3 separate regions of the Homo sapiens genome follow, and all the other regions are linked to region 2. A link is a loop called in an ENCODE intact Hi-C map of the cell type or tissue named here. Cell type or tissue: CD14-positive monocyte. All regions are shown on one strand. Each heading gives the region's core, and the rest is flanking DNA. Links, peaks and the distances in the headings are about the cores only. Region 1 holds the start of SNORA56 (small nucleolar RNA, H/ACA box 56). Region 2 holds the start of SMIM9 (small integral membrane protein 9). Region 3 overlaps MPP1 (MAGUK p55 scaffold protein 1).

Region 1 (9,178 bases), core at 1,942-6,941, 61 kb before region 2:
TATGTTTCAAATGAAAATATGGACCACGTGCGGTGGCTCACACCCATAATCCCAGCACTTTGGGAGGCCGGGCCAGGCAAATTGCTTGAGCTCAGGAGTTTGAGACCAGCCTGGGCAATATGGTGAAACCCTGTCTCTATTAAAAATACAAAAATTAGCTGGGCGTGGTGGCACGTGCCTGTAATCCCAGCTCCTTGGGAGGCTGAGAATCACTTGAACTTGGGAGATGGAGGTTGCAGTGAGCCGAGAATGTGCCACTGCACTCCACCCTGGACAACAGAGGGAGGTTCTGCCTGAAAATTAAAAAAAAAAAAAAAAAAAAAAGAAAATACTTGTGAGTCTCTAGAACCTGAAAACCTGAAAGTCTTCTTTACTACTTTTGAGTCGTGTGTAATGTGCGGAGAGTGGTACCTATAGCACAGTGAGGTGGCTCTTCTGAGTACCACTCATGCCCCTTGCAGCTAGTGGGCTATAAGTGTCATCCCTGTTTCCTGGTGTCAGGCCCCACTCCCTTGTTGTCCTCCTTTACTCTGGTGTGGGAGTGGGGTGGAGGGCAGCAGCTGGGCCCCTTACACTTGGTGCCATCTCTGCAGGTAAATGCCATCTGCTATGGGGCCAAGATTATGCTTCCAGGTGTTCTTCGATATGAGGACGGCATTGAGGTCAATCAGGAGATTGTGGTTATCACCACCAAAGGAGAAGCAATCTGCATGGGTAAGAGGGGATGTTTATTTTTTAAATTCTAAATGTTTGTGGTTACATACTAGGTGTATATATTTATGGGGTTCATGAGATGTTTTGATACAGGCATGCAATACATAATAATCACATCATGGAGAATGGGGCATCCATCTTAAGCATTTATCCTTTGTGTTACAAACAATCCTATTTTACTGTTAGTTATTTATCACCTTAGTTATTTTAAAATATACACTTAAGTTATTATTGATTATAGTCACCCCGTTGTGCTATTAAATAGTCTCACTCTTCTTGTTCATTCTTTTGGTTTTTTGGTGGTGGTGTTTTTTTTTTTTTTTTTTTTTTGAGACAGTCTTGCTCTTTTCACCCAGACTGCAGTGCAGAGACGTGACCTCGGCTCACTGCAACTTCTGCTTCCCAGGTTCAAGCGATTCTCGTGCCTCAGCCTTCCGAGTAGCTAGGATTACAGGTGCACACCATGACACCTGGCTAATTTTTTGTATTTTTAGTAGAGACAGGGTTTTGTCATGTTGGTCAGGCTGGTCTCGAACTTCTGACCTCAGGTGATCTGCCCTCCCAAAGTGCTGGGATTACAGGTGTGAGCCACCATGCCGGGCCTGATTTTTTTTTTTTTTGTACCCATTAACCATCCCTACCTCCCTGCCAGCCCCCCACTACCCTCCCAGTCTCTGGTAACCATTCTTTTACTCTTCTCTGTCCATGAGTTCAATTGTTTCGATTCTTAGCTCCCACAAATAAGTGAGAACATGCAATGTTTGTCTTTCTGTGACTGGCCGATTACACTTAATATAACGATCTTCAGTTCCATCCATGTTGTTGGAAATGACAGGATCTCATTCTTTTTTAAGGCTGAATAGTAATCCATCGTGTATATGTACCACATTTTCTTTATCCATTTATCTGTCGATGGGCACTTCGGTTGCTTCCAAATCTTGGCTACTGTGATCTCTTTGATAACACTGATTTCCTTTATTTGGGGTATATACCCAGCAGTGGGATTGCTGGATCCTATGGTAGCTCAATTTAGTTTTTCGAGGAACCTCCAAACTGTTCTTCATAGTGGTTATACTAATTTACATTCCCATCAACAGTGTACAAAGGTTCCCTTTTCTCCACATCCTTGCCAGCACTTGTCATTGCCTGTCTTTTGGATATAAACCATTTTAACTGGAGTGAAATGATATTTCATTGTAGTTTTGATTTGCATTTCTCTCGTGATCAGCATTGAGCACTTTTTCATATGCCTGTTTGCCATTTATTTGTCTTCTTTTGAGAAGTGTCTGTTCAAATCTTTTGCCTGTTTTTTGATCAGATTATTAGATTTTTTTTCCTATAGTGCTGAGTTCCTTATATATTCTGGTTATTAATCCCTTGTCAGATGGGTAGTTTGCGGATATTTTCTCCCATTCTTATGCATATGGATATCTAGTTTTCCCAGCACCATTTATTGAAGAGACTGGTTTTTACCCAGTGTATGTTCTTGGCACCTTTGTCAAAAATGAGTTAAATGTAGGTGTGTGCATTTGTTTCTGGGTTCCTTATTCTGTTCCATTGGTTTATGTGCCTGTTTTTATGCCAGTACCATACTGTTTTGGTTACTGTAGCTCTATACTATAATTTGAAGTCAGGTAATGTGATTCCTCCAGGTTTGTTCTTTTTGCTTAGGATAGCTTTGGCTATTTTGAGTCTTTTGTGGTTCCATGTAAAGTACCAGTGTTTTTTAACTTGTGAAAGCTTAGCTACTGTTGGATTGTCTCTTAAGACTTTAAATGCTCTGCGCACCCTCTTAGTGAATGAACCTTAGAGCTATTCATTTAATGGGTCTAATTTGTACCAGAAGTAAGCATGTCATCAGGATTCCTTAGCTCTGTGAGCAGGCAAGGCAGCCACGGCTTATGGACAGCAGCAGAAAAGGAATCCTTAAAACTTCAAAGGTTCTGTGGCCCCAAAGGGAGTGTGCATGCCGTTCTTATAGACGTCTTGAGCTGCAAGCCTGTTATGTGTATCGTTAGGTGCTTTGGTTAGGTGTTTTTTAACTTCAGAAGTTTAACGTCATTTCAAAGGCCTCCTTCTCATAATGGAGTATTTCCTCCATATGCACATCCTGAGCAAAGGTAACCCCAATTAAAGTAGTAGCTCAGAGTTTTAAAAGTTTTAAAGTGGCATACAACAGTAGAATTGGGGCTCATCAATTATCAATTCTTTCACCCTTCAAATAATTCTTTTCTTTATTCAATGCCTGTAGCTATTGCATTAATGACCACAGCGGTCATCTCTACCTGCGACCATGGTATAGTAGCCAAGATCAAGAGAGTGATCATGGAGAGAGACACTTACCCTCGGAAGTGGGGTTTAGGTCCAAAGGTAAGTGGTACTGGGTTGCGTGCCCTGCCAGGTTCTTTTTTTTTTTTTTTTTTTTTTAAATTTATTTTTTTATTGATAATTCTTGGGTGTTTCTCACAGAGGGGGATTTGGCAGGGTCATGGGACAATAGTGGAGGGAAGGTCAGCAGATAAACAAGTGAACAAAGGTCTCTGGTTTTCCTAGGCAGAGGACCCTGCGGCCTTCCGCAGTGTCTGTGTCCCTGATTACTTGAGATTAGGGAGTGGTGATGACTCTTAAGGAGCATGCTGCCTTCAAGCATCTGTTTAACAAAGCACATCTTGCACCGCCCTTAATCCATTTAACCCTGAGTGGACACAGCACATGTTTCAGAGAGCACAGGGTTGGGGGTAAGGTCACAGATCAACAGGATCCCAAGGCAGAAGAGTTTTTCTTAGTGCAGAACAAAATGAAAAGTCTCCCATGTCTACTTCTCTCCACACAGACACGGCAACCATCCGATTTCTCAATCTTTTCCCCACCTTTCCCGCCTTTCTATTCCACAAAACCGCCATTGCCATCCTGGCCCGTTCTCAATGAGCTGTTGGGCACACCTCCCAGACGGGGTGGCGGCCGGGCAGAGGGGCTCCTCACTTCCCAGTAGGGGCGGCCGGGCAGAGGCGCCCCTCACCTCCCGGACGGGGCGGCTGGCCGGGCGGGGGGGCTGACCCCCCCCCACCTCCCTCCCGGATGGGGCGGCTCCTGCCAGGTTCTTTTGTTTGGCATTGTTGAATACTTGGGCAGCTCTTGGTGTGTTTCACCACCACAGCCTTGTATTGTGCTGGGCTCTGGGTTGTCGATGAGTGGAAACAGGCCCTGTCTTGGGCCTTAGAGATTTCAGTCTAATGAGGGGAAACAGTTGGGCATTACTCACGTAATCACACAGTGGAATGGCGAATTTCATGCACGTTAGTGGCTACCAAGGAGTGCAGAGAGGTGTCTGTCACCTGGAGTGTCCACAGTGGTCAAGGAGTCTGGTCAAGGGATTGTCTGTTAAGCCACACCGGTGTGAAGAGTGGGTTAGGTGTTGGTGAAGTGAAGAGGGGAGGGGAGAGTTCAGGGCATTGGGAGCAAGCAGCATGTGCAAAGGCAAAAAAGTAGAGTGGCTGCGGTGGGGACGTTATGTCTGCAGAGGCTCTCACTAATAAGCTTTGTGATCTTCAACAAGTCCTGTGTGTGTTGGAGTTAGTGGGCAAATTCTGAATGCTCTGGAGAGGAGTTTGAGGCCCTGCTGAGAATACACCAGGGAGGAACCTTGTTCTATTCTTTGTAGTCACCATGCCCGCTTCCAGCATTGACACCATTCTAATGTTGACACCTTGATGTTCCACCAGGCAAGTCAGAAGAAGCTGATGATCAAGCAGGGCCTTCTGGACAAGCATGGGAAGCCCACAGACAGCACACCTGCCACCTGGAAGCAGGAGTATGTTGACTACAGGTGAGGGCAGGATGTTTCAGAGCCGGGGTGGGTAGAGACGGCACACTTGCTGCCTTGATGCAGGAGTATGTCAACAACAGGTGAGGATGGGAAGGTAGAGCCCACTTGCCATCTGGACGCAGGAGTACATGGACAACAGGTGAGGAACAGGTGAGCATGGAGGTTGTAGAGCCCAGGGGAGGGGGAGTCACTTGGTTTGGGGCAAACTTGCTAAATGCAGGACCACAGGAACCAGCTCTTCAGCTCCCGTGAGATTTTGGCTGCCCAGGCCAGTTAGGGGTGTGGGCCTGCACGGCAGACAGTTATCCCTTTCTAGTCTGGCTCGTGGGACTCTAGAGGGAGTCAGTCTGCAACAGTAAGTGGTGAGTTCTTCTGTCCAGCGTCAGTATTTTGATGGTGGCTTTAGACTTGCCAGATAACACTACATAACATCAGTACTGCCCTGGAAAGCCATTCAGTGAATTTGACCTATTGCTACCTCTTTTTCAGTGAGTCTGCCAAAAAAGAGGTGGTTGCTGAAGTGGTAAAAGCCCCGCAGGTAGTTGCCGAAGCAGCAAAAACTGCGAAGGTGAGTGGCATGCTGTCCTCAGTTTGGAATGTGCTTAGGGAGATAATCCTAAGAGGCACTGGCATTCGTCTTACTTTGTGACTGTCCGCAGTCCAGCCATATACGCTAGCATCAGAGGTGCAGCGCATACACAGGTAATGCTGCCTCATACCCTGGGGTGCTTGTTTGGGCTCTGCAGGCTCCTCTGATTTGTATTCTCTGTCCTATCTGCTGGGAGGAGGAATGTGGGCTCAGGAATCAGATGGGCCTCGACTCCTACCTCAGCTATGGCAGCAACACAGTGATGGAATGGGTGGTGGTGTGTGTGTCAATTCTGGCCCCCGCCCTGGGTCAAATGGTAGGACAGATGTGTTGAAATCAGAGGCCATGGCTGTTGGACATTCGAGGCCATACAAAATTCAGCAGAGAGCAGAATTGCATCTTAACCTGGCACCACCCAGTGTTGAAAGAGTCAGTCAAGCATGGGTTGGCAACTCCACCCCATGGAGCTGCTGGCATTAGAGCACAGAATGACAGGTCTGCACTCAGAAACCGGGGGCGGTACTGAGTATCCTGCACAGGCTGTGTGGGAGGAGCTTCTGACTTGTCAGATGTGAATTCCTGCTTTGCCTGCTTTCTGTGAGAGGTCCTTGCAGTCATGAGAGAAACAGCTCCTCCGGGCCTTTCCACCCCAAGCCCCGTGCTGCTGCTGTGCTCCTTCTCTTGTGCCTGCCTCAAGGCTTCTTGGATTTGGGGGATGAGACTGTCTTCAAATCCTCAGTAAACTAAGGCCCTGTCCGGGTTTGTAGTCAGAAAACGTCCTGTTAGATTCAGTTGGGATCTTTCTTGGTGCCTTGCTACCTTTTGACTCACTGAACCTTTCTTGTCCATTATTGCCCAAGATCTAACACTTAACCAATTGCTTTCATCTCAGCGGAAGCGAGAGAGTGAGAGTGAAAGTGACGAGACTCCTCCAGCAGCTCCTCAGTTGATCAAGAAGGAAAAGAAGAAGAGTAAGAAGGACAAGAAGGCCAAAGCTGGTCTGGAGAGCGGGGCCGAGCCTGGAGATGGGGTGTGTGGAAACACGTTCAGGTTCCTTGGGCTGGCTTAGTCCCTGCGTGGGGAAAGAATTACCCAGGTGGTACCAGCTTTGTTACTCTTCTTGGAGGAGCTGTGGCCTGGGGGTGGGATGCCACCGAGTGCCTTTAGTGCTTCCCCATGTTCCTGGAGTGCTTTTGCCCTCCCTGTGGAATGGACAGATAGAGGCACCCGACCTCTACCACTTATACTTAGAGCTCTATTGATGGTGGGTGGAGAGGATGTGTAGGATGGTGATCTGAATGTTTCCACTTCCAAAAGTAGACCACTAGGGTGTCACTGAAAGGTTTACAGAACTTTGTGTCACATGCAGCATTTAACCCAAAATATCCTTACAGGTCCTGAAAAAGGCTTGCTTGACTGTGGACCTTTACCAGATTTCCTTCTGGGAGAGTCATAGCTTTGTTAGTGGATGGTATCTGTGAGCTTTCATTCTCTTTCTTTCTAGGACAGTGATACCACCAAGAAGAAGAAGAAGAAGAAGAAAGCAAAAGAGGTAGAATTGGTTTCTGAGTAGTGAAGGCCACTTGAAGCTGGAGGAGAAACTAAAGCCTTATTGAGAAAACATGTTATAGATCCTTTTGTTGCTGAGAGAGTGGAACATAGGTCCTAGACAGGGTGAAGAGTTCTGGCACATTTTAGCTGCTACTTTGAGACCTCGGTGATGTTACCTGGTGTGGTCATCCCATCTTGTCCTGTTTTAAGGATATGGGTGGTGAAAGATGAAAGAGGCAGAGTTTATCCCAATGACTTCTCTGTTTGAGTTGGGAAGCCTCACCTTCAGACCCAGTAACTGTCCGCAGCTGTCTGCTAGTGGTTGTCTTAACATCGTAGTCCTAGTTTGCATTTTTTAAATCCCCTCTGTTTAAAAGGTTTGTAAAACAAAAACAAAAAACTAAGTCTGCTCAGTGAAATGCTGTAGAACCCTAAATAAGTGGTAGAAGAGTGTCACTGAATTTTGTCTCTGAATTCAGTATAACTGAGTTTTGTCCATGCTGGTGTCTGGGTTATAGGCCTGATGGGCCTGGTAGTTTTCCATCTTGTTCTGGCCTAGAGGTCAGTCCTTTGCACTTCCTCAAAGCTTGTGTACAGTGCTCACCTAAATCCATCTGACTACTTGTTCCTGTGCCCTCTTGTTTTAGGCCTCGTTTACTTTTAAAAAATGAAATTGTTCATTGCTGGGAGAAGAATGTTGTAATTTTTACTTATTAAAGTCAACTTGTTAAGTTTTTTATGTATTCCTGTTGGGTTTTCTTGTTGATCTCATGCTAGCAGAGCAAAAATTGTAAAATATTTTGATTAAAAATCTAGGGACCTTTATGTCCTATTTGAAATGTGATGCTTTTATGTTTGTTTTCTGGTTTTTACATTTTTGTTCTGTATCTTACACAATCCACCTTGGGCCCTGTCATCTGATGTGAGATCAAGTACTCAGAGGCAGTGATTACCACAAAACCACTGATCTCTAGAAGAACAGAGAAGGAGAGGGTTAATGTATTTATACATAGTGGGCCTGGCAGGAGCGGGGGGCAGGGTGAGTCGGGAGAACGAAGCTGAGGGTGGGGACATGCAGGAATCTGAAGGCCTTGGTGACAGATTAGTGGAAGAAAGGTCTAGGGTTGCTTCCGATTTGGTATTAAGAACCAAGAAAGAGGCCGGGTGCAATGGCTCACACCTATAATCCCAGTGCTTTGGGAGGCTGAGGCGGGCAGATCACCCGAGGTCAGGAGTCTGAGACCAGCCTGGGCCAACATGGCAAAACCCATCTCTACTACAAATACAAAAATTAGCCAGGTGTGGTGGCGTGTGCCTGTAATCCCAGCTACTCGGGAGGCTGAGGCAGGAGAATCCCCTGGAACCTGGGAGGTGGAGGTTGCAGTGAGCCGAGATCCTGCCACTGCACTCCAGCCTGGCAAAACAGACTGTCTCAAAAAAAAAAAAAAAAAAAAAAAAAAAAAAGCGCTCTTGGATGCAGCGAGGCGAGGCCCTGAGCTGTAGCCATATCATGAGCCAGGCATGCAGGGTGGGCCCCAGCCCTGGCTCAGCGACCGGCCTCCACTGTACCACGGGACCCCAGGCTTGGATTTTCTCTCGTTCTAAATATGTGCCCACAATGAGCGCTCCACTAGCTACAACAACCTTAAGGGTGTTTTTCTACATGGGCACTAGCCAGTAGAGCCCTGCAGTGGGGGCAGAGAATGGGGACTCTTCCAGGGCACCAGTGTTTATCATCTGAACACAAGAGAGGCATCTTGTGTTAATGCTGTTGTCCAGGAGCTTAAGTGAAATGGGCCACATTTCTTTTTGTGTGGAAACCCAGAGTTACAAGGTCATTGGCATTTCAACACAGCATTTTTATTGCTTTTGAAGGTTTCCCTAGAGCAGACATCATTCTATTGCACAGATGTGTCATTTTGGCATTATAGAAAGTTGCAGTTAAAAACGCTTTCTCCAAAATAAAAAGACAAATGAAATACCCAGCATATACAGTTGAAGGCAAAGGAGGGCAGGCTTTAGAGGGATGGGGTCCATTGCTTTTGCTGTGCATCACCCTTGATTAGCAGTTACATTTTGGTAGTACTTCTTACCCCCAATTTCTAGAAATCCTTTTCAAATCCAGATCAGTGGGGCCCCATCTATCAGGAGAATCAACCCTTCAGGAGCCTGAGCAAGAAGACTGAACCTTACTGGCTGAATTAGGATAGCTGCAGAGAGCTGGAAGCTGACACAAAACTAGTTGGAGCAGCCCTGTTTGTCTTAAAGCAAGGCGGGTGGAATTCCAAATGCTGGAGAGGGGCATACAGTGGGTTCCCCCATTCTACAAGCTTAGTAAACCCAGGAGACAGGCACCCACTGTGGAGAACTGCACGCTTGGTCGAAGGCTTCTTGTAATTTCTTAAGGGTTTCATCAACACCATTATTGACCAGTGAGAGGTCAAAGTAGTGAGCGTACTGGCTGCGGATGGCCTCAGAGTCCTTCTGCAGCTGCTGCA
Region 2 (6,107 bases), core at 1,108-6,107:
GATTATGTCCTAGTTACTGCTGACCACATATCCTATGAGTCTCCTCTTGATCATCACTCCAACTTAGCCTCATTTCATTTTGAACAAGCTAGGCATGTTCCTACCTTGGGGCTTTTTAACTTGCTTTTCCCTTTCCAGGGAATGCTTTTCCCCCAGGTATTCTCAGAATTTATTTCCTCACCTCTGTCAGGTACTCAAATATCACCTTCTCAATGAGGATTTTCCTTAGATCCCATTGTTAAAATTGTACCACCCTCCTACAAACTTCCTAATTGTCTTACCTGCTTGATTTTTCTCCAGAACCTCATCAGAACCTAGTAGAATATATTTTACTTTACTTTATTATATGTATCTCCTGAATATAATGTAAGCTCTATGAGTGCAGGGATTTTTGTCTGTTTTGTTCACTGCTAAACAGTACCTAGCACATAGGGTATCCAGGTGCTCAATAAATATTTTTTGAATGAATGGCGACTTTTGGCAGATATTGTTCCCACCCATTTTTCATTTACTACATCCAACTAGATAAGCTGAAAAAGCTGAATCCTCCCTTTCTTAGCCATCCTTGAAGTTAGGCATGGCTATGTGACATAGCTCTGGATAATGAAACATAAGGGAAATCTGATGGATAGCTTTTGGGAAGGCTTTTTGCTGTCTTGATAAAAGAGATGGTGCTACCATTTTCCCTTTATGCTGCCTTGAATATTGCTTAAGAAATGTTGCCTGAAGTTGCTCTGATAATTTCAAGCCACTAAACTAACACCTGTATCTGCTTACTTCTGGACTGCATGGTATGAGAAAAATATACTTTTATTTGAGCCATTATAATTTGGGCCTCCTATTACTTAAGACATTTATAACTGATACACTCACCTACTGTTTGATACGGCTTAAAGAGACCCACATCCAGCGGGAAACCACTTACCTGAAAATGGACTTAGGACCACGGAATTCAAAGAAACCAGTGGAATTAGGCCTTAGTCTTTAGAGGGCAGAAGTCTTCAGAAGAAGCTGGTCAGTCTTCTCCTTAGGTCTCTGAAGTTCCAAACAGAATTCCACCACTCCTTATGATATCACTGATTACATTTAACCCTCCCCCAGTCTCCTTATTTGACAGCTAAGCACACAGACATCATTTTCTCTCTATGTATAAACATCTGTGTTGATACCAAAACCCATCCTTGCAGTAGTTCTATCCTCTTAGGCTTGAATAATTCTAAGATATTTTATTCACCACATGGTATCTAACTATGCATTATAATAACATATATATGTGGCATTTCATATCAGGGAAAAAGACCTTATTTAATATGATGTTGGGTGTGAGCCCTTTGCCATGCTATGCAAAATAGAAATTCTAGATGGATCCAGGACTAAACAAAAAATAAAATTATATACAAAATATGACATTTTCTGTCATACTTTTATGATAGAAAATTCTATGTGTGGATATTTTTATAATCTTGGTGCAGAAAAAGCTACTCTAAGCATGTCATAAAACCCAAAGCCATAAATGAAAATGCTGATAAATTTATAACATAAAAATGTAAAGCTTTCATATAGCAAAACATTGTTTAAAAAAGATAAAAGGTTAATGACAAATTAAGTAATTTCACAGCATATACGACAGACATTCAATTAAGATTGTTAACGTACAAAGAACTCTTACAAACTAATTAAAAAGAAATAGTACTGGCTAGGCACAGTGGCAGACGCCTGTCATCCCAGCACTTTGGGAGGCTGAGACAGGAGGATAGCTTGAGCCCAGGAGTTCGAGACCAGCCTGAGCAACATAGCGAGATCCTGTCTCTACAAAAAATTTAAAAATTAGCTGGGTGTGGTGGTGCATGCCTGTAGTCCCAGCTACTCGGGAGGCTGAGGCAGTAGCCTGGCTTGAGCCTGGGAGATTGAGGCTGCAGTGAGCTATGATCATGCCACTGCACTCCAGCCTGGGGGACATGAGGGGCTTAAAACCTAGATGATGGGTTGATGGGTGCACCCAACCACCGTGGCACATGTATACCTACGTAACAAACATGCATGTTCTGCACATGTATCCCAGAACTTAAAGTAAAAAAAAAAAATGCAAATCAAGTCGAGGCAACATAGCAGGATACTGTCTCTACAAAAAATAAAATATTAAAAAAATTAAAAAAATAATACTTATCCATAGAAGAACTGGCAAAAATGGTATCTCAGTTAGGTTCTATCAGAAAACAGAGCTACCAGGAAATACATAAAATGAAAGTTTTTGTAGAGTCCTCCAGTCTCCCCCAGTTTCTTGCTGTGTCATGCTAGAAAATCATGGAGTGGCTTGATCATTCTGTGACCCAGCCAACAGGCCTGAATGAAAATTAGGACCTTGAACATTCCCAGGCGCTGATAAAGGTGTATCTAGGTTGTGACCCGAAACACTGGAGGAAGCTGGCCCTGGCCCTTGAGCCAAATTCCTCTAAACCCTCATATGAGCTCCATACCCTGACCTTTCTGTGGAAGGAAAGGTGAGGTGAAGTGGAGAAAGCAAGTATACACTGGAAGCCTGAAAAGAGAAGAGCCCATGAAATGGACTAAAACCTGCATCAGTCTCATGTTATCTCCAAGCTTCTAACTTCGATGGTGGAGTAACATGCATGAGAAGGTCAGGTGTTTTCTGAAAGAGCTAAACACACAACTTTTCTAGGATTTGGAGAAGCTAAAAGATCCAGCAGGAGCTGGAGGACCTGCAAACTTGGTCACTGTCCTGTGCCCACCAGGTAACCCCACAAAATAGTGACAATGTGAATAAGCTGAAAATGAGCATTGTATGCCTGTCTGACTTTTCCATTGTAAAAAGAATATGGCTGTCATATAAGTTAACTTTAGCTGAATGAAAAATGACCTCCAACTTAGCAACTGTGAAGAAAACATTTATTACCTTATAGTTTCTGTAGGTTAGTTTTGGAGTGGATGATGAGATTGGAGTCATGTATCTGCTGGGACTGCAGTCATCTGAAAGCTTGACTGTACTGGAGGATCTACTTCCAAGATGGTGCACTCACATGACTATTGCTAGGATGACCAAAAGTCCCAGCTTGCCTGGGACTCAGGATTGGCTTCATGGGAGTTTGATCTATGCAGGTCTACAGGGCCCCACACCCTGAGGGGCCCTATGTTTCGTTTGCTCTGATGTCACTGTCTCGAAATTCTTAATAATTTTATCTTTGATCTTGTGTTTTGTAAGGGAAGTTTAATGAGACCGCCTATTTCATCACACTCATTTTCTCCTCCCCACTGACTTTGCCAACATTCTTCTCCCTTTGAGTCTCACTGAACTCTGATGCATTGTGGGTCCACTAGAATGTTATGCTCATGGGCACTGTATACATTCTTTGCTATTCTATTTGCACATAGTGTTTACAATGCATTTTTGCATTGTTGTAAAACTGTAGTAAGAACACAACGTGGTATCTGCTCTCTTAACAAATTTTTAAGTGCCCAGTATGGTATCGTTAGCTATATGCACAATGTTGTACATTAGATCTGTAGAACTTAATTCATCTTGCATAACTGAAACTTTTTTTTTTTTGAGATGGAGTCTCACTCTGTTGCCCAGGCTGATGGAATGCAACGGCACGATCTTGGCTCACTGCAACCTCCACCCGCCTCCCGGGTTCAAGCGATTCTTGTGCCTCAACCTCCCAAGTAGCTGGGACTACAGGCATGTGCCACCATGCCCAACTAATTTTTATATTTTTATTAGCGACGGGATTTCGCCATGTTGGCTAGGCTGGTCTTGAACTCCCGACCTCAGGTGATCCGCCCGCCTTGGCCTCCCAAAGTGCCAGGATTACAGGCATGAGCCACTGTGCCCAGCAGCATAGCTGAAACTTTATGCCCATTGAACAGAAACTCCCATTTCTCTCTCAGTCTCTCTCTCTCCATATAAGCTGTTCTCCTGGATTGAGGCTCCATTTCTGATTTATTTTATTCAGACTCTCATGAATTATATCATTTTTACTCTGAGTTCAATTTAATCTGGTTTTCTAACTCACTAATTTGGTTTTCTAGAGTGTCCATCTTGCTATTCAGTGCCCCTATTTGTTTTAAAAATCAGTGTTCACATTTTTATTTCCAGTGTAAAAACACAATTCTCAAAGGCATTTGTTTGTATGTGTCAATGTTTTATTTAACTCATTACTGAAGAAACCAGCAGGAAAATAAAAGAGCTAGTTCCATGAACATTTGAGAAATAGAGATGTATATAGTCAATGGGAAAAGAATGCCAAAATAAGATTATCAAGTTAAACATAACAGGAAATAAAACCATATCACCTTTGGGGTTAACTCCTCTACCGGGCTATAAAACAAAACAACTTATTCATTTCTGTAAGTTAGCCTCTAAACTTTAAGAACTTCACAGGGCTATAAACCATTTGCACCTGCATCATTTGTGGATTGTGACTATACTGTGACAGCTATGTTATAGTTTCCAAAGAGGTCAGATAAGGGTCAAGCAGGATTATTAGAAAATACTCCAGCATAGAAAAAAGTAGCCATTCTTTTGCCTTTTCTCAGATTGGGATCCATTTTTCTTTCATATTAGGATCTCCTGTTTTCCATTTGCCCTGGGTTGCAATCTTTGGATGCTTCCTCCAACTGCTCTATAACTTATCCTTGTCTCCAGCCCCCTTTACTATCAGGAGATTCTGTGTAGTCATAGTGAAGGGGTCAGGCAGATGGAAGGAGCAGTAAACCCTTCACAATCTTATGGGGGTGGAGGGCAAGAAGGGGGATCCTATTGTGTGGTGATATGGCAGACTGGAGTGTTTTTTCTGTTTTCACCAGTCCAATTTTCTTCTGACCTCCTTGATATTTCAACTATGTAAGTAGGACTCTAGTTTTCAGTCACGGTATATAATTTCCCCTGTTACATTTTTGTTGTGTTATTTTCAGCAGGAAATTAGTAGAGGGAGAGAGTAAACTGAGTGCATTATTAGAATTACAAAGTTTGTATCTCCTATCTCAGATAACCATGGATTTTCCTCATATTTCCACAGAAATATTAAATGTATGTCCTTTAGAAGCCTAATGTCATCATCATTTTCTTTCTTGGCCATCACAAATTTCAAGAAGACATTGTTATTTTATTTCAAAGCTTTCAACAATTGCATCCTCCTGACTTATTTTTTTATTGGTCAGAATTAAGACCAAATGGCTTTATATCTATGGACACTCGTCAGAAAAATGCACATTTGCATTTATACAGAATGCCTTATATAATTTCAGGGGACTTAGGGATTCTTGAACCCCATCTATAATTCTCAGTTTAAGAATGCTAGTTTTGGAGATAAGAATGTGCCCCTCATAATGACTAAATAACATAATTATATCTATGTGTAAGGAAGCAGAAACAGACTTTACTGTAGTAGTTATTGTATTCTCTCCATTTTGCAGATTGTCCAAATGATTTGCCTTTTGACTCCAAGATTGTATTGATCTGATCCTGAAACATGCTTTGTTCCATGCTTGATCAGGATAATAAACAACTGAGAGTTTTATTTTAAACGTATGAGGCTTAACCTGAAATGTTAACATCATAAATATCTTTTTCAAAGTTTCATCACATAGTTTTTCTACAACAGAGGAAGTGGTGACTCTGAGAGGCCTAACTTTTCAGGGAAGAATGCTTTCATGCAGGTTTCTCCTCACTTCTTTTTGCCTAGTTATATTGGAAGGAAGGAGTAATCTGGGAGCAGCTGCAGAAAATAGGTAAGAGTTAAGTTAAATTGGATGCACCCTCCTGGCCCCCCACCAAAGAAATGCAGGACTGATGATAGTTAATTCAGGAGGCTTCAAGGCAGTGTCTGCTAGGATTTAGCACAAAGGTAGAAGGCAAGCCAGGGAGGGACACTGCCCTGGAGCTGAGGAGGGAGAGGTGACGGCAGTGGCAGGTGCTGCAGTGGCCACCCTCAGTAGAGGTCCTGTGCCTCGCAGCCCAGAACCTCCATCCTCAGGGCAATCTGGTGCACCCAACTCTGGGGGTGAATTCGAAGGTAGCGAGTCAGTAACGGTGGGTCTAGAGAGTTCACCACAGGTGTGAAGGAGTCTTGATTTCCCTGAAAAACCTG
Region 3 (9,402 bases), core at 435-5,434, 51 kb before region 2:
TGGTACTCCTTCCCATCTTCCTCACTCTTCCTTGGCGGCCGTGTTGTATCTGTGTACAAGAACCCAAATCCCCGACAAACTCCAGGTCCTCACCCTTTCATGAGGGCTTGGACCATGGTGTCTGTATGGAAACCCTAGCTGCCTTTGGTGCATTGACTTTAATACAGGGGTTCCTCCCGTGGGCTCCTGAAGAGCTGATGCTAGAAAGTGATGCACACCAGGAAATCCCTCCATCTGCCCAGGACACATTTAATTTTTAAGGGGCAAAGCCTAACATAGAAAATTCCTATTATCATTTTCCCTAAATGAAGTTACATCTCTCAAACTACCAAATCTAGGAATATTGAAACTTAGAAATGAAGATAGCGGAAAATATTTTAAAAACAGATCTACAGACTATGGTCAGGATTTCTTGGAAATATATTTAAGGTTTCCTTTTCATGACTTGGAAAGAAGAGTACTTTGGTTTAGTTTCAGCTCATGTTGTTAAAAGTTGGACTATTTTCTATTACTCATATAAATTGTCTAATCAGTAAAATATGCTCCAGATATTGTAGCTTGAAACACAATCCTCCCAACCTCCCCTCTTTCCATCTTCCATTGACTGTCTCCTTTGCCTTCCGGATCACACTTGTCTCTCAACTGGCCCCTTCCCCTCAATCTACAACCACATGTGATTCTCTTGAAGGAGGAGCCTGTACTGGTTATTTCTGCTTCCCCACTCACTCCTGGGGCCATCTCTTTCTGCTCCTAATGTGACACTGGAATAACTCTTATGTCCCTCCAGCAACGAGACAACTCTCAATGATCCATGTGTAAAAAAGCAAAATGAAGAAAGAATTAAAAAATAGTAATATGAGGTTTAGAATCTGGTTTTCTATTTTGCTTAGCAGTACAGTAATTCCTCACTTAATATTATTATCAGTAGGTTCTTAGAAAATGTGACTTTAAGTGAAATCACATGCAGCTGGTCGTTGACTAACATGGTTTAGTTCAACTTCATTTCATTGTATTGTTGATGAGTAAAAAAACTGGTTCTTGTTATATGTCATTTCACTTAAAGTCACAGTCTTCGAAGAGCCTATTGACAATATTAAGTGAGGAATCACCGTATTTCTTTCTGGGAACATACACAACTATACCATGCAGCATCACTTCTGGGAATGGAAGAGTTATCAAATTCTCCACCTGATCACTGGCGCTACTCTTCTCCATATCTAGGACTGCTGTTGAGATCGTTTGGGCCTTTCCTAGGCACTGCTTTGATTTAGAAGACATTCCATGAAAATGAGAGGCAGCCTGAACATCAAGAGTGGGATAGTTCTCAAAGAGAATTAGGCAAATTGCAGAGGAACATGAGAAAATGTTTAAAAAGTAAAATGACAAAGTTATATGTATAAACTTTAATACTTAGTAATTTTTAAGGCAGTATCAAAATGTTTACTATAGCTTCTGTTATGTAGACAAACAGCACGAATAACAATAAGAAAACAGTTATTCTGTTAGGTGGAGGAATTGTGGGCACAAATTTTTATCTTTCCATATTTTGTTTAGTTTTAATAATCATTTAAAATAAAATAATTTAAAAAATAATAAAATAACACTATGGTATTTCAGATGGCGAGTGGTACCAGCCTGTCACCTCCCCTCCAAGGTGCCTAAGAGCTACTTACATGGGACAGGGTACACAAACTTCTCCGGATTCTGGCTGAGCAGGGCATTCTTAATGTGGCTGCGACCCACCCCACTGGCTCCTGTGTAGAGAGAGAAGAACATCTTTTGGAAAGGGGGGAGAGGAGCGAGGATAAGATACGGATTTTCCTCTCTCGGCACTCAAAACTGCCAACAGGTGAACATGAGTTGGGGTTGCATCTGGGCTGGGGTCAACTCTAAAGACAGGAAGGTGAGCAGTCCGCCAGAGGCAAAGCCTACATACCTGGGTTTGAAGCAAGGACTTACTCTGTTTCAGGTCAGAGTCACTGCTTGGGGGAAGGGAGATTTACAAAGCGTATCACTGCCAGCAGACAGCATGAAACCTAACCAAAAATAATTCGTTGCTAAATAGTAGAGAAACTTGTAAGGTTTAGTTTCATTTGTGAGGTGGACCCAGGTGGGGTGCACGTGAGGATTCAGAAAATTCCTTACACCTGCTCTATATGGAGAACCCAAGAGACCTCAGTTCTTTTCTTCCTCACTGCCTTTTTTGGGGGTGGGCACGTGATGCAGGCAGGAAAACAAAGACAGAAATGTGCAAATGGGGCAATGAGAAGATACCGATCAGCACCAGGGTCTTCCTCTTGAATGCAGGGAGCCGAACGACTTCCTCGTAGGAAACAACATCCAACTGATCAAAAACTAGAGACAAAGAAAACCAAGCAGTGTTCATTTCCAGAGCTAGGGAGAACAGTGGTCCACACTCTGAAATGGGAAACAGCCTCGCGACATCTCAACAAGCAGGGAGGAAGTGACTAGAGATGAGACGAGGGAGGTTGGTGTGGAGGAAGGACTTTGGACTGTATTTTTAGTGTGGTGAGGGAATTTTGAGCAAGGGAGTTTATCTAACTTTTGCACCCTCTCTTCCTCCTTGCCCTATCTCTCTGAGCCAACTTTTCTTGTCTCCTGTCCTCATCTCTTCTCCATAGTTTCAGTATCAGATGTTCCCTTGGCACTTAGAGCTGAAGAATGCCAATGCTATCTCGGTTCTGCCTGAATGTCCCTTATCTTAGAAGATGGTGGTGCTATTGACCCAGCTGCTCAAGATAGAGACCTGGTGTCATCCTGACTCTCCACCCCCTTACCTGCCTACAACCCAAGACTGCCACGATCATTCCCTGGCTGGTGGTGTGCACGTGACGTCTCAGAAAAGAGAAATGCAGATGGAAAGCTGACCGTGCGAATTCTCTGCTCAAAACCCTTCACCAGCTCCACAGTCTATAGTGCAAAATTTAAAACGCTAGGGAGGGTGCACGAAGCTCCCTATGACCTGGCCCTGGCCTCTCCCTCTGGCCTGTGTTCTTGCCTCACTTCCCCTCTCCCACCACATCTACTTCTGTGTGAGGGGTGGGGTGATGAGCAGGTGTGGGCTCACCACTAGTCCTCCTTTACATCCACTGGCCTGACTGCAGCAAGCTTGTGAAGATGGATTCAATAAAAAGAAACCAGAAGAAATGACATGCTTTCTGTAGAATGCGCCTTCTGCTGCGCACTGCACCACCTCCCCTTTTCTGCTGGTTACAGAGACTGGGAAACACGTGAATGCTGCCAGGAACCTGGGGCAAGAAGGCTCAGAAAGCTTACTCGAGCTGTGCTTGGCCAGATATTTGTCTTTGTACTTCTTCTTCTTCCCAAAGGGACTGCAGCTCGGGGCTTCGCTAGGAGCTGACTGAGCCATACTTGCCACTCGCCTGGTAGGAAAAGACAATCAAGGGGTCAGCTTTCCTCCCCCTCCCCTCATACCCCCCCCAGCCACTCAGTCTCTAATGGCACCCCCTTCACTCTCTGAGTGTCCATTACAGTGGGAGATAATGTGTGCAAAGCACCCCATACACTGTTTGGTGCATCTTGCACTGTGCCCTGCCCTCAGTCAGGGACCTGGCTCCTTGAGTCTGTGTCATCTAGTACCTGTCAGCACATTCTGGACACAACCCACAAACAACTCTCTTTCTTTGGTCTAGACCATAAAGGTCTCAAACCTTTATGACCCTACCTCACTCTAAGAAATACACTGTACATTGCAAGCCATTATTGCACATACATCTATAAACAAAACACATACACACACCCCACATATATATCTAAAACAACTGCTTCACAAAACAATAACTTGTATTACTACATGTAATATATTCTAATATTTCTATTCAGTGTCAACCCCACAATGGTTGTAATCTTTACACTGGGGTAAGTTTGCACAGGCAGAGGGAGGCTCAGTGTTGGATGTCTTATCAGTTGGAACTGTTTTGTGAATTTTTCTGCCATTCCTATGATGTAACCAGGACTAAGTGAGCAATCTGACTCGGGGACAGGAATTATTTCTTCCATGTACCAGGAATGTGCCTAAAGGACACATACTTAAATGCGACTGTTTTCTGCAGGACTCCAAGGAAATCCCAGAAACAGCATGGCTGGTAGAAGCGCACTAGCTTGGGAAACAGGAGACCAGGGAGGGCTCAGTCCCAGCACTGTCACGTGCTTGGTAACTATGGGGAAAACGTTTAAGGAAGCAAGAGGCCCACATAAGAATGAAGAGCTATTTGGGCTCCCTTGCCTGTGGTTGCCTCTCAGTCCAGCTTATCAACGCATGGTTAACCCTCCCCCACCCATTATGCCAGGAAATCTAGGAGGTCTCCTTGGTTGAGAAACAGAAACTACAAACAAAATGACAGATTTTCTGAAGCTAAGTTATTTGTGGCAGGCACATGGCCCTTCCACCTGCACAAAAATGGCTCACCATTCCTGCAGCTCAGGGGAAGGGATCAATCCTGCTGACTCCTTGGAGGAGCCTTCCACCCGTCCCTGCCACCAATTGCTGTCATCCTTGTTGATAATCTGGATAATGTCCCCAGTAGCAAACTTCAGTCCCGCCTCCTTGCAAGGGATCAGATTGTCCTTTTTGGGATCATAGTCAAACTGCGCTCTCATGAACATCTAAAAAGAAGGTAAAAGGAACTGCAGGCGGCAGCTTCAAAAGAAACACCAGCATCAGAGCATGTCCTGCTGTAGACAAATGGGGTCAGGATGGAATGAACAACAGGGAGGTAAGAATGGTGGGGGAGCACCCAAGAAAGAGAAATTGAAACGCTGAAGTGATTGTGTTTGCGGAGGGGTCAGAATGAATCCCTTTAACAAGAAGGCATGAGAAGCCAGGCGCAGTGGCTCACGCCTGTAATCCCAGCACTTTGGGAGGCCGAGGCGGGTGGAACACATGAGGCTAGGAGTTGGAGACCAGCCTGGCTAACATGGTGAAACTCCGTCTCTACTAAAAATACAAAAATTAGCTGGGTGTGGTGGCGTGCACCTGTAGTCCCAGCTACTCGGGAGGCTGAGGCGGGAGAATCGCTTGAACCCGGGAGGTGGAGCTTGCAGTGAGCCGAGATTGTGCCACTGCACTCCAGCCTGGGCGACAGAGTGAGACTCCGTCTCAAAAAAAAAAAAAAAAAAAAAAAAAAAGAAGGCATGAGATATCTTTCCACGTCAACGTGTCCACAGTTACTGCTGGATCTGGGTCGTCTGTCTCAGTACAGGGCAGCTACTCTTTGAACAACTGTTTTCACAATTGAAAATATGGACACTCATATCTATCAAAGAACTTGAATTTATTATTGAAAATTCTCCTCTCCTGCTCCCAAACACACACACACACACACACACACACACACACACACACACACACACCTACCTCATTACTTCATTGACAAATTTTCCAAGCATCATTTGAAGAAAGAAGGCTAATCTCATACGAAAACAGATTATAGAAAATGATGGCACTTCCCAACTCATTATAAGCATGATACCCAAATCTGACAAGAATCTTATAATTTCTCTCTGCAACAGAGATGTAAAAACCCCAAACAAAATATCAGCAAGTCAAATTTAGTTATGTATAAAAAGTATAATAAATCACAACCAAACAGGATCTAGTTCAGCAATATAAGAAGGTTTACTACCTGAAGGGCAATAAATTCACCACGTTAACATAAAAATGGAAAAAGATCATATGATCCCCTCAATAGATGCAGAAAAAGCCTGTGATAACATTCAAAACCCATTCAAGATTAAAATTCTTAGCAAACTTGGAATAGAAGGGAGGTTCTTTACTGTGAGAAAGAATACCTACAGAAACCCTACATCCAACGTCATACTTCTCAGTGAAAGATTAAAAGCTTTCCCTGCCTTTTTCAAAGGACATGGGTCTTGCTATGTTACCCAGGTTGGTCTCGAACTCCTGGGCTCAAGCAATCCACCCGCCTCGGCCTCCCAAAGTGCTAGGATTACAGGCGCATGCCACCACACCTGGCCAGCTTTCCCTTTAAGATGGAAAAATAAACAAAGATGTCTGCTATCATCACTTCCACTGGGATACTGTGAAGATGCCTCTTTTATCCAAACTGATATGTAGGTTTGACACAGGGATAAACAAACAGTCCAAAAGAAAAGAATAAAAAGTTCCAAAATAGACCTGTAAATATTACCATGACAAAAGTGACAGTGTACAGTAAATGATACTGGTTCAATTGGTATCCATATGGAAAAACTGGAATCTTGACCTCTTACCTTACAATGTATATAACAATCAATCCCAGATGGGTTGTGGATCCAAATGTGAAAAATCAAACAAGTAAGCATTTAGAAGAAAACACAGGAGAATATCTTGTTGACCTTGTGGTAAGTAAAAACTTTTAAAACAAGACATAAAAAGTGCTAATCAGAAAAAAGTGGTAGATTGGATTTCATTAAAATTAAGAGTTTCTAGTCATTAACAGGAACCATGAAGAAAATAAGCCACAGAAGAAGAGAACATACTTGGGATGCATATGACAAAGGACTCTTATCCAGAATATATGAGGAACTGCTACAAATCAGTAAGAAAAGCCTTGAATTGGTATCTTACAAAAGAGGATATCCAAGTGGAAAAAAACATATAAAAAGGAGTTTACCCTCATTAGTCATTAGAGAATTTTTAGAATCACAATGTGATACCACCATCAGGATGGCCAAAGGGTGAAAAAAAACCCAACAAATCAGACAATGCTAAGTATTGGTGAGAATACAGAACAACCAGAACTGTCATACTGTGCAGTTGGGGATGTAACATGGTTCACCAACTTTGGAATACTATTTGGCAATATCACCTAAAGATGAAGACACATATATCCTACAACCTGGCAATTCTACTCTCAAAAGAAAGGCATAGATGTATCCACAAAACACATGCACAAAAATCATATGATTTTTCTCCATTTTTCTGTTAACGTGGTGAATTTATTGCCCTTCAGGCAGTAAATCTTCTCATATTGCTGAATTAGATCCTGTTTGGTGAATGGCAGCCATTCAATGTAAGACCAAAAAAGCTGACAGAATAGATTAAATTGTAGCATGTTCATACAATGAATGAATGAGAATGAAGCAATATAGATGATTCCCATAAACATAATACTGAGCGAATAAAATAAGACACCAAAGAATTCATACTGTATAATTCAACGTTAATACATTTCAAAAGGGGGCAAAACTCATCCCTGCTGTTAGAAGTCAGGGTTATGGTGGGCCTTGAGGAAACACGCATGGTGAGGGGGCGGCGGTCTTAGGCATGGGTGTACTCAGTTTGTGAAAATTCATCCAGTTTTATACTTGTGATTTGTGCCCTTTGTTGAATATATGCCCATATATGCCAAAACTGCAATTTAAAAGTTTACTTAAGAAAATTATACCGTCACACTACAAGTAACCTGCAATAGAAACTTCAGATTTATTCTTTTAAATATCTCCTTCTTCCACATTGACTTGCCATGGCCCTGTCCAATCTATTCCTCTACTGGCTGATGAGCTATGTGTGAACTGGGAACCATTTCTCTTTATATCACCTCCATGTTCTAGCACAGTACTTTGTACATGGTAGACCCTCAATAAATTGTGAATAAGTGCTCAACAGATTCTATCTATCTTTTGTTTCTTTCTTTACTTTGCCACTATCAATCACGGGGCTTTATTATTGCTATTTTAAAAAGTATTTGCCAATTTGCTTGGTGAAAACTGGTGTCTCATGCATATTTTAATTTGCATTTCTTTGATGATCGGTAAGATAAAATATTTTTTCATATGTTCAATGCTCATTTGTAGTTTTCCTCCTGTGAATGATCTCTTCATTCCCTTTACCCATTTTCCTCTTGGAGCTGTATTGATTCCTTACCATCTGTAGAATAAAATTACCCTCTCCCTTCCTACCTGACCACTAGCAGCAAAGGCTCATTCATTCTCTACTCCTGTCGTCACTATGTTCTCCATTGAGGAAAGGGGAATGAGCTCCTGTATTTTATACCAGGCAGGGAATAATGGGACCCTGAGCCAAGCAGCTACACACTTGCGAGATACTTAGAACTTAAAGTTAGACTCACATCCCTTATAATCAAATTTCAAAGAATATAAGACAACATGGCCCGACTCCTGCCATCATGACAACAGAGAAAATGGTGCCACCCACCTGTAGTGCAGGAAGACGGCTTTGCTGGTTGGGAATTACTTTTAATGAGATCATTCCTTTGGTTTCTTTCTATTAAAAAAAATGGACATAAAATTGTACAGAAAACTAAGTTGAATGATGTGATCATTCATTCAAAGTCCCAGGTTTTTTTCCCCAACAACCATCTTTACATTTTGAGATTTTGTAGGACAATTCCTCCTTTAATACAAAAGTGTCATGTGCCCCATAAATCAGCATAACAATATGAAGACATGCAAAGAGTAACAAAGAAAAGCTAACTAAAGACTTTTCCGAGCTGGGCACGGTGGCTCACGCCTGTTGTAATCCCAGCTCTTTGGGAGGCTGAGGTGGGCGCATCGTCTGAGGTCAGGAGTTCAAGACTAGCCTGGCCAACATGGTGAAACCCTGTCTCTACTAAAAATACAAAAATTAGCCAGCGTGATGGTGGGTACCTGTAATCCCAGCTACTTGGGAGGTTGAGGCAGGAGAATCGCTTGAACCCAGGAGGCGGAGGTTGCAGTGAGCCGAGATCACGCCATTGTACTCCAGCCTGGGTGACAGAGCGAAACTCCATCTCAAAAAAAAAAAAAAAAGACTTTTCTTCCCCATTCTTTACCCCAAAAAGTCCTGAAGAAGTTCCTAAAAATGAACTATGGCGCATATATATCCACGCCTTTCCCCATACCAACAAAAGCATTACAAATATTTACATACATTATGCATACATATGTATTGTTTGTTTTTAACAAAAATGGGATTCTACTATATACGTTATAGCTTGCTTTACTTCATTTGGCATTACTTCATGGAACACCAGATTGATGCTCTGGGTTATTTGCCCTGCTTTAGAATTTTACTAAATAAAGGCAGAAAATTATCATTTCTTACACAGATTAAAGACTAGCAGTGAAAAGAGCCCCCTCAAGAAGGTACAAATACTTTGACAGAGAGATGAGGTCACTGATACCAATGTGGATCAACACTTATGGAGACAATGGAAGGTCTTCATCTAGCATAGAAAATACCCACCATCGCCTTCTGCAGCTGATCCACTGAATGATTTGTCACATTTGTGCCATTGATTTCTAGGATCTCATCCCCCACGTGAAGGGAGCCTGCCATGAAATGAAAAATCAATCCACAAAAGAACAAAAGTTCAAACAGGAGCTGTCAATGTAACTCAAGATACCATAGAAGAGAAA

What was found. A loop is a pair of places that touch in the nucleus more often than their neighbours do. Peaks named below come from ENCODE experiments on the same cell type or tissue, not always from the same donor. Only the 100,000 strongest peaks of a DNase experiment are listed, where the experiment ranks them.
Region 1: it touches region 2 in a loop (2.9-fold over the local background); 10 of 110 quality-filtered maps call a loop at or near these places.
Region 3: a loop joins it to region 2, with 3 times the contacts of the local background. A loop is called at or near these places in 6 of 110 quality-filtered maps.

The regions. Positions count from the first base shown.
Region 1 is chrX:154,770,166-154,779,343 of GRCh38, forward strand. DKC1 (dyskerin pseudouridine synthase 1) reads left to right here. Exons shown (of 15, transcript NM_001363.5): 10 at 594-714; 11 at 2,966-3,084; 12 at 4,437-4,540; 13 at 5,030-5,108; 14 at 6,022-6,159; 15 at 6,634-7,524. The coding sequence ends at 6,702. SNORA56 (small nucleolar RNA, H/ACA box 56) reads left to right here and starts at 4,833; the gene lies at 4,833-4,961. MPP1 (MAGUK p55 scaffold protein 1) reads right to left here. Exons shown (of 12, transcript NM_002436.4): 12 at 8,519-9,178. The coding sequence ends at 9,012. In CD14-positive monocyte, for the core only: no CTCF peak of the experiment used is centred there; no DNase peak of the experiment used is centred there.
Region 2 is chrX:154,831,649-154,837,755 of GRCh38, forward strand. SMIM9 (small integral membrane protein 9) reads right to left here and starts at 3,014. Exons shown (of 5, transcript NM_001162936.4): 1 at 2,915-3,014; 2 at 926-1,035. It overlaps F8 (coagulation factor VIII), which reads right to left. Exons shown (of 26, transcript NM_000132.4): 26 at 4,144-6,104. The coding sequence ends at 5,949. In CD14-positive monocyte, for the core only: no CTCF peak of the experiment used is centred there; no DNase peak of the experiment used is centred there.
Region 3 is chrX:154,781,754-154,791,155 of GRCh38, forward strand. MPP1 (MAGUK p55 scaffold protein 1) reads right to left here. Exons shown (of 12, transcript NM_002436.4): 4 at 9,230-9,315; 5 at 8,201-8,269; 6 at 4,451-4,647; 7 at 3,298-3,404; 8 at 2,275-2,355; 9 at 1,674-1,754; 10 at 1-49. Among named protein-coding and RNA genes, the nearest start is that of SNORA56, 11 kb to the left of the region's middle. In CD14-positive monocyte, for the core only: no CTCF peak of the experiment used is centred there; no DNase peak of the experiment used is centred there; H3K27ac peaks cover 1,526 bases.